2 separate regions of the Mus musculus genome follow, and region 1 is linked to region 2. A link is a loop called in an ENCODE intact Hi-C map of the cell type or tissue named here. Cell type or tissue: gastrocnemius. All regions are shown on one strand. Links, peaks and the distances in the headings refer to the core of each region. The heading gives the core; the rest is flanking DNA. Region 1 has its middle 6.4 kb from the start of Mfap1b. Region 2 holds the start of Catsper2 (cation channel, sperm associated 2).

Region 1 (4,391 bases), core at 211-4,210, 67 kb before region 2:
CTGCCCCTGCTTCTATGAAAGTGCTCCTCCCCCACCCACCTACCCATCCACTTCCACCTCACCACCCGGCATTCCTCTACACTGGGGCATAGAGCATTCACAGAACCAAGGGCCTCTCCTCCCATTGATGACAGATTAGGCCATCTTCCGATACACTTGCAGCTGGAGCCATGGGTCCCTCCTTGTGTACTCTTTGGTTGGTGCTTTAGTCCCTGGGAGCTCTTGGGAGACTAGTTGGTTGATATTGTTGTTCTTCCTATGGGGTTGCAAACCCCTTCAGCTTCGTCAGTCCTTTCTCTAACTCCTCCATTGGGGTCCCCATGTTCAGTCCAGTGGATGACTGGGAGCATCCGCATCTGTATTTGTCAGGGTCTGGCAGAACCTCTCAGGAGACAGCTAAATCAGGCTCCTGTCAGCAAGCACTTCTTGGCATCCACAATAGTGTCTGGGTTTGGTATCTGTATATGAGATAGATCCCCCAGTAGAGCAATCTCTGGATGGCCTTTCCTTTAGTCTCTGTTCCACATTTTGTTCCCATATTTCCTTTAGGCAAGAGCAATTCAAGGTTAAAAATTTGGAGATGAGTGAGTGGCCCCATCTCCCAACTAGGGGCCTTATCTAACCTCTGGATATAGTCTGAACAGGTTCTCCCTCCCCTTTGTTGGGCACTTCAGCTAATCTCATCCCTATTGGGTCCTGGGTGGCCTCTTGCTTTCCTGGCATCTGGTACTTTCTGGTGGCTAACCCCAGTTCCCCATCCCTATTGCTACACACCTCTGTTCAATTTCCTGACCCTCTGTGCATCATCCTAGTCGCCTCCCATACCTGATCCTGCCCCCATTTTTCCCTCCCCCTCCTTTCTTCCTCCCAAGTCCCTTCCACCCTCCATTTCCTATGAATATTTTGTTTGACCCTATAAGGACTGAAGCATCCACACTTTGGTCTTCCTTCTTCTTGAGCTTCATATGGTCTGTGAGGTGTATCATGGGTAGTCCTTTTTTTTTTTTTAAGATTTTTTTTTTTTCAGATTCCAAAGGAGCCCCATTTTTTTATTACAGCGAGCACACAAAGCTCTCTCCTTGCTGGGATAAGTCCTGTTCCCCTTCTCCAGGGTGACACATTTCCCGTCCTATCTGTACTTCCCATGTCGGTTAAAGTGTTTGTAGAGATAGCTGATCCGTTTGTTAAGGTTATGCAGGTCCTCAATGAACATCCTGCTTCCCACAAATTTCTTCTTTCGGACACAACGCTGCAATTCATTTCCTCTCCAGCCTCGAAGCCATACTGGGCCCTTGATCAGTTCTTTTGGGTGCTTCTCGAAATTCCCCAGGATTCCAATGTTGTCGTAGACGCCAAACAGAGCCCTCTCTCTTTCCAGCGATCAACCACTTTGGGAGGTGGAAGAGTGAGCCTTACGAAGGCCAACCGTGGGAAGCCCAGAGAGAAGCTTCGGCATGCCGAAGGCATCCAGCCCCACAGTCTCCTACTTGCCGCCCAAGGGACACTCCCTGCCATTACTCTAGCCTGTCCGCCTCAGTAGGGGCAGCAAACCAGCCGGAAAAATGGGGAGCGGGTATGAATCTCAAAGCCAAGACACAGATTACAGTCCCAGGCGGGACTCACACGGTAGTGACAGTAAGAGGAGCCATTTTGGGCCTTTAGATTTATTTATTTATTTATTTATTTATTTATTTATTTATTTATTTATTTAATATGAGTACACTGTAGCTATCTTTAGACACACCAGAAGAGGGCATCTGATCCAATTACAGATGGTTGTGATCCACCATGTGGTTGCTGGGAATTGAACTCACAACCTCTGGAAGAACAGTCAGTGCTTTTAACCACTGAGCCATCTCTCCAGCTTAAAGATTTATCATTTTTAAAAAAGATTTATTATGTGTACGGTGTTCTGCCTGCTTGTGCACTCGAATGCCACAAGAGGGCAGCAGGGCAGCAGCAGATCTCATTAGAGATGGCTGTCAGCCACCATGCAGTTGCTGGGACTTGAACTGGTGACCTCAGCAAGAGTGGTCAGTGCTCTTGAATGTTGAGCCATCTCTTCATCACTGTGTATTCCTTATTGAACTACCTGGTAACTGAAATCTCAGATGAACAGAAAATGAATCACCGGAAAGACAACCAACATCTCAGGAACACACATCTCCAACATCTCCAACAGCACACCCAAGGCCTGACACCATCTCAGGAACACACTTGGGGATCTTGAAACAAGAGGGGGATTTACTTTATAACTTATTAGAATACATTTCTAGGTGATTCTACAAAATAATGAAAAGCGGGAATGTCAGGTTTAATATTTCTGTAATTCCAAGCACTTGGAAGCTGAAGCAGGAGAACTGCCAAGAGCCTGGGCCTACAGATGAGTTCTAGGCCAGCCTATGCTTCTGAGAAATCATACCAAGCACCACAATAAAAAACAGTAATGATGATGTAAAGAGAACAAACTAATGAACCGTCTGATTATGTTATCTTAGCCAGATCCCAGTGTACAGGGCTACAATCCCAGATAATGAGTATGACACAAAAGGATCAAAAGTCCCATAGCCAACCTAGCCAACAAAGTAAGAACCTGTTTCAAAATAGAACATGAAAAGGCGGCTGAAAATCTGTCTCCTTAGAACAGTGCTTCTCTAGCATATGTGAGGCCCTAGCACCACAGAAAGATAAATAAATGCTGCAGTGTCTTCAAAATTTATACATTCTGTAGGCATTTATAACAATGCTTACACATCTTTAATTCTGTAGTTTCTATTCATTATATCCAAGCGAAAATCAGCTCATACAGCCAATAGTCTCACCTTAAGACATAATCTAATCCAACAGCTCTCAATGTACAGTTTCAGGCCAATAGCATCAGTGCTGTAAGAAATTATAGAAGGTGGGCTATGATGGTGAGCATCTTTAATCCTACCATTAGGCAGGTAGAGGCAGAGAGAATCTCTGTGAGTTCAAGGCTAGTCTGGGCCATGTACTAGCTGGGCAGTGGTGGCACACGCCTTTAATCCCAGCACTTGGGAGGCAGAGGCAGGCAGATTTCTGAGTTCGAGGCCAGCCTGGTCTACAGAGTGAGTTCCAGGACAGCCAGGGCTATACAGAGAAACCCTGTCTCGGGAAAAAGAAAGAAAGAAAGAGAGAGAGAGAGAGAGAGAGAGAGAGAGAGAGAGAGAGAGAGAGAGAGAATACATGTACTCTATATATAAACAGCTCATCTATGGGCGAGAAACATATGTGATTGGATCACATGTTTATTCTCTTGAGTTTCCTTCCACCTCAGCACTAATAATTGAATTATGTGCTATAGCCACTCTTTTTTGAAATGTTGAAAAATCAAGCTTTTAATTTGTATACTGATAACCAATATACAGCTCATGGTTTACAATTGTTTGAAATTGTTCCTTTTTTAGGTACTGCTAATTCTCAAATTTTACAATTAGTTATGCAAATACAACTCAAATTAAGAGAGAGTACTGACTGTCTTTGGACATTTAAGAGCTCATCCTGGACTGCCTGGACAAGACCCCTTAGGACAATGCCACAACAGATTTGTATATCAGGCAGATTATAGGCCTTACACAGGAACAATTGGCCATACAATCTCATTCTTTACATCATCAAAATAGTAATAGCTTGAGACAACAATTTGGTATTTCTAGAGACTGTACAATTTTTACCTGTACCACATAATGGTCTTAATCCTCAGGAACTTATAACTAATCAATTATTGCAAATGGATGATACTCATATTCCTGATTTTGGAAAAATAAAATATGCACATGTGAATACTGACATCTTTTCAGGCTTTCTAGTTGCAACTTCTTTAACAGGAAAAACAACTAAAAATGTAATTAGTCATTGCCTACATTGTTTTTCTTTTTTTTTTTTTTTTTTTTTTTTTTTTGGTTTTTCGAGACAGGGTTTCTCTGTATAGCCCTGGCTGTCCTGGAACTCACTTTGTAGACCAGGCTGGCCTCGAACTCAGAAATCCACCTGCCTCTGCCTCCCAAGTGCTGGGATTAAAGGCATGCGCCACCACGCCCGGCTACATTGTTTTTCTATACTTGCTGTTTCAAATCAGATTAAAACAGATAGTGGAACTAGCTATTACAGTCAAGCATTTGAGATGGTTTGTAGACAATTTAATATTACCCATGTTACTGGGATTCTTTATAATTCTCAAGGACAAGGTATTGTGGAGCTTTAAAATAATGTCTTCATAAAAAACAGAAAAGAGGGAATTACATCCCCATACACAACAGTATTTAAATCATGCTCATTTTATTTTTGAATTTTTAAAAGTTAGATGCCAAGGAACTCTCTGCTGAGTGTCTATAGCAACTAGACATACTTATTCCTATGTGAAATGGAAA
Region 2 (4,335 bases), core at 336-4,335:
TACAGAGACTTGTTTCTTAAGAATATATATGTTCTCATGTGTGTGTGTTTCAATGGGGATTGGACATGCTAGGCAAGCACTGAACCATATTCCAAAGCCTTGACTAAAAACTCTAATTGTGTAAGAGCCCACAATTCTTCAATTGTATGACCTCCTTCAGACAAAGAAGCCAGACCCAAGCGACACCCCCTCAGTTAACAGCACCATTATGTAACTATGATAAATTCGGAGAGAACACGAATTCTAGAGACATATAGATGCTATCTATAATGTGTAATCAATGTGACTGTCAACCACAGAAGCCTGAACTGAAACACAATTTGCTTCCTGCCTCTTTAGGCAGTCTTCACTACAGGACTTTTGAGTGTGACCATCTAAGTCAGAGAAGCTAGAGATGTTAACAATCCCACTGGGTCAGAAGCAAAGGTAAGTTACAGTGTAACTATCACACTCTGTCTTACTGATACTTTTGAACAGGTTTGAATTAAGGGTCATTGTGCTAGGAGGGAAAAAATATTGACATCCTCTAAACTGTATGCCCTTGTAATAAATAATTGGTAAATTATCCTATCCACTACTCTAAGTGACAAAACTAGAAATCCTATTTGCTCTCCCTTCCCAAGCAAAGTTTTTATTTGGGGTCACACCCACTCGATAGAACTTACCCTTTTCTTAGGTTAAGCAGTGGTAACTTTCTTATCCAGAATGTTATCATTTTCTAGAATTATTTAATACTGAAATTATGATAGGTCCTAGTGAAATAATTCTTGTTGGTTTACTCTTTTAATAAGAGGCCTCTGCAGCTTAATGTAAAATAGTGTAAGCCATGCCATGAACCAACTAATGGCCTGTCTCAAGAAAGCACTTAGGATCTTTCTGCAGCTACAGAGTGACCTTGGTTAGAAACCAATGGCTCTAATGGGGTGGAGACAAAAAGAGAAAAAAAAAAAACCCCAGAACCTCACCACTTAAAAGAGGACCTCTGCCTCCTCTCTGAAGGCTTTGGGATGCCAGCCTTGTCTGCAGACCTGGGGACACATACACTGACTCACCTAGATACTGAAAGATAGACCGGAGGGGGAGGGGATGGGAGAACCCTCCACATAGGAAGTGCTGCAAGAACGCGGAGGTAAGGACGTGGCCCTACCCTGGAGTTTAGGCTTTCTGCTTTCCGGATCTGCCCCCGTCCCCACCCTACCTCGTCCTCACCCCACCCCCCACCCCGGGCGGAGCGCCTCCCGGTTCCCCACCGACTGGCAATGAGGCAGCCGCAGCCAGGCCTGCTAGATAGTGGAGGGCGCCCGCGCTGCGTAGGCCCAACCGCTCCCGCGCCCAGCCGGTCCTCCGGCCCTGATCCCGCAAAGTGGCCTCACCAGGGGGCGAAGAACTCGACTAGCATGAGCCCCGCCGAGCCCGTGTCGGAGACGCGACTCTCGAAGTTTTCGTCCGTCAGTTCCAACACATCGGAGGCGGCGGCGAGACGGGCCGAGGCGAGCAGCAGCGCCACGCCCGGGAGCAGAGCTAGGCAGCTGAAGCGCATGGCGGCGGGTCGCGGTCGGAGGGCCGGGACCGGAGAAATGAGATGGGAGAGCCCGCAATCTGCAGCCGCTTGCCTGCGCTCGCGCGTCTGGCCCGGGCAGACCCGCTGCCGAGGTCCCAACCCCCTAGGCCTGCTCGGGGCCCGCAGTGTGGCAGCCGCCGATTGGCTGCGTCACGCAGCGTCGGGCGGGCGGAACAGCTGGTAACTGCCGATTGGCGGGCGCGCGGGGCGAGGCGGGGCGGACGCTTAGGCGAACGCCCGCCGGTCTGGCTGTGGCGGAGGCCTGGACGGGGGGTCGGTGGGAAGTAGGGGGCTCAGCGAAGCCGGAGCGGCCCTGAGCGCCACCCGCTGGGGAGGAGTGAAGCTCTGGGCGCCGGCGCGGAAGGCGGAGGGGTGAAGTCAGGGCTGAGTGGGCGGAAGTGAGGCCCGCGAAAGGGCTGGAGGGGAGCTTGAGCTGTCTGTCCGGCTCCCTCCCTCCGGGGCATTGGGGCGCGCACGCACTTGAGCGCACCGCGACACGTTTTCCAAATGTCAGGCTGTTGCTTTGTCCAATTATAGGGCGTAGTAAGTCTACATCCTGCCGCTGCCCTACCTCGTATCCTGCTTTGTCAGGTCCACGTGAGGTCTGTATTCTTTGTCCAGCCTTAGGCCTCTGCCCTCCCTGCCTGCTGCTCCCCCCCCCCCCATTGTTGTTTGTTGGTTTGTTTGAGAGGGTGGGTAGCTGAGGATTGAGCCCAGAACCTTGCACATTGCTGGGCAAGTGATCCAACACTGGATTACATCCCTAGTCCTCTTTTGACTTTTTGAGTCATGTTCACACCAAGGTGTCCAGGCTGGCCTTGACTTCATACTGTAATCCGCGAAGGTCTAGAACTTTCCATCCTCTGGCCTCAGCCTCTCGAGTGGCTGAGACTGATAGTGTGCACTACGTACTAATAGGCACAGGCTCAGCTTTCACCTTTTTTTTTTTTTTTTTTTTTTTTTGAGGCAAGGAGGATTGGCTGCCCTGGAACTCACTATATAGACCAGGCAAATGTGGAACTCAACAGAGATCCACCATCCTCTTGAGACTGGAATATCTGTCTACACTGCCTGCCTTTTAAACTGATTTTTGTTTGTTTTTCAAGATAGTTTCTCTGTGTAGCCCTGGCTGTCCTTCACTAGGCTGTCTTTGAGCTCTGAGATTTGCCTGCCTCTATCTCCAGAGCGCTGGGATCCAAGCCATGGGCCACCTGCCTAACATTTAAGCCTAATTTTCAAAAAGAAGTGTTTAATTACAAATGCTGTCAGAAAGTGAAAATAACCCGAATATTTAGTTAGCTGTGAAGATATTTCTTATGACTTTTGTTTTTGTTTTTTTTTTGTTGTTGTTGTTGTTTTTGGCTTTTCGAGACAGGGTTTCTCTGTGCAGCCCTGGCTGTCCTGGAACTCACTTTATAGACCAGCCTGGCCTCTAACTCAGAAATCCGCCTGCCTCTGCCTCCCAAGTGCTGGGATTAAAGGCGTGCACCACCACTGCCTAGCTTCTTATGACTTTTATGTCTTTTGCTTAGATGAAAAACAAAATCCGTACCGAACAACAACAAAATACCTTTGAGTCTTTCAATGTGTTTATTCTTAACTGCTCATAGCTTTTTTTGTGTGGGCTTCTTGAATCTCTAAAAGGCAAAGAAGCTGGGGGAGGAGAGAGCCTGCTAATTGTAGTATAATTCTTAAGCATGACATCCTTGGTTCTACTTTCTTAACAGACATGGCACAAGAACAAGGACATTTCCAGCTGCTCAGAGCTGATGCTATCCGTTCAAAGCTCATTGACACTTTCTCGCTCATAGAGCATTTGCAGGGCTTGAGCCAAGCCGTACCAAGGCACACTCTCCGGGAGATACTTGGTTAGTAACCCTCATTCACACTAAACGTGATATTCCTGTCCATATCCTCAAGAGAAAGTGAGACATACTTAAGGGTGGAGCCAGGAATAACGGTCCATGACTGAATCCGGGGTCACTTGGGCTTTAAATAATAAAGACCAGCTTGGGTTACATAGCCAGGTCCTGGTTCAGAAAACAAAATGAAACAAACAAGCAAACAAAATTAGAGCCGGCAAGAGTAAAGGTGCCTGCAGCTAATAATGATAGCCTGAGTCTGATTCTCAGAACCTACCTGGAAGGAGAGAACTGATTCCCAAAAGTTGTCCTCTGGCCTACACATGTACACACAACACACACATACACAACTATTAGAAAAAAAGAAAAAGAAAAAAATTAAAAAGGAAAGAAAGAAACCAGGTATGGGTGAATCCCAGCACTCTGGAGGAGGAGACACCAGGAATTCAAGGCCATCCTTGGTTGAGAACAATATGAGTAAGGCCAGAGAAAACATAGCTTAGTGAACATAGGCACTTGCTCTGTAAACTAAGCTCTATCTTCAGAACCCATATGGTACAAGAATACAACCTACCCCTACAATTATGCTCTGACCACCCCCCCACACGAATAAATGCTATTTTTTTATGTTGTTTTTGTTTTTTCGAGTCAGGGTTTCTCTGTGTAGCCCTGGCTGTCCTGGAACTCACTTTGTAGACCAGGCTGGCCTCAAACTCAGAAATCCTCCTGCCTCTGCCTCTGCCTCCTGAGTGCTGGGATTAAAGGCATGTGCCACCACGCTCAGCGGTATTTTTTTTTTTTAAGTACAAATAAAAGAAAATTTAGGGGGGCTGGTGAGATGGCTCAGTGGTTAAGAGCACTGACTGCTCTTCCGGAGGACCTGAGTTCAAATCCCAGCAACCACATGGTGGT

What was found. A loop is a pair of places that touch in the nucleus more often than their neighbours do. Peaks named below come from ENCODE experiments on the same cell type or tissue, not always from the same donor. Only the 100,000 strongest peaks of a DNase experiment are listed, where the experiment ranks them.
Region 1: a loop joins it to region 2, with 2.9 times the contacts of the local background. A loop is called at or near these places in 4 of 42 quality-filtered maps.

What each region holds. Positions count from the first base shown.
Region 1 is chr2:121,478,253-121,482,643 of GRCm38, reverse strand. It overlaps the pseudogene Gm14018 and the pseudogene Gm14017. Among named protein-coding and RNA genes, the nearest start is that of Mfap1b, 6.4 kb to the right of the region's middle. In gastrocnemius, for the core only: a CTCF peak has its summit at 1,938 (motif pointing right); no DNase peak of the experiment used is centred there.
Region 2 is chr2:121,411,244-121,415,578 of GRCm38, reverse strand. Catsper2 (cation channel, sperm associated 2) reads left to right here and starts at 1,787. Exons shown (of 13, transcript NM_153075.3): 1 at 1,787-2,163; 2 at 3,289-3,429. The coding sequence starts at 3,291. Pdia3 (protein disulfide isomerase associated 3) reads right to left here and starts at 1,677. Exons shown (of 13, transcript NM_007952.2): 1 at 1,374-1,677. The coding sequence starts at 1,540. In gastrocnemius, for the core only: a CTCF peak has its summit at 1,901 (motif pointing left); DNase peaks (open chromatin) are centred at 1,768 and 2,736; H3K4me3 peaks cover 2,566 bases; H3K27ac peaks cover 3,141 bases.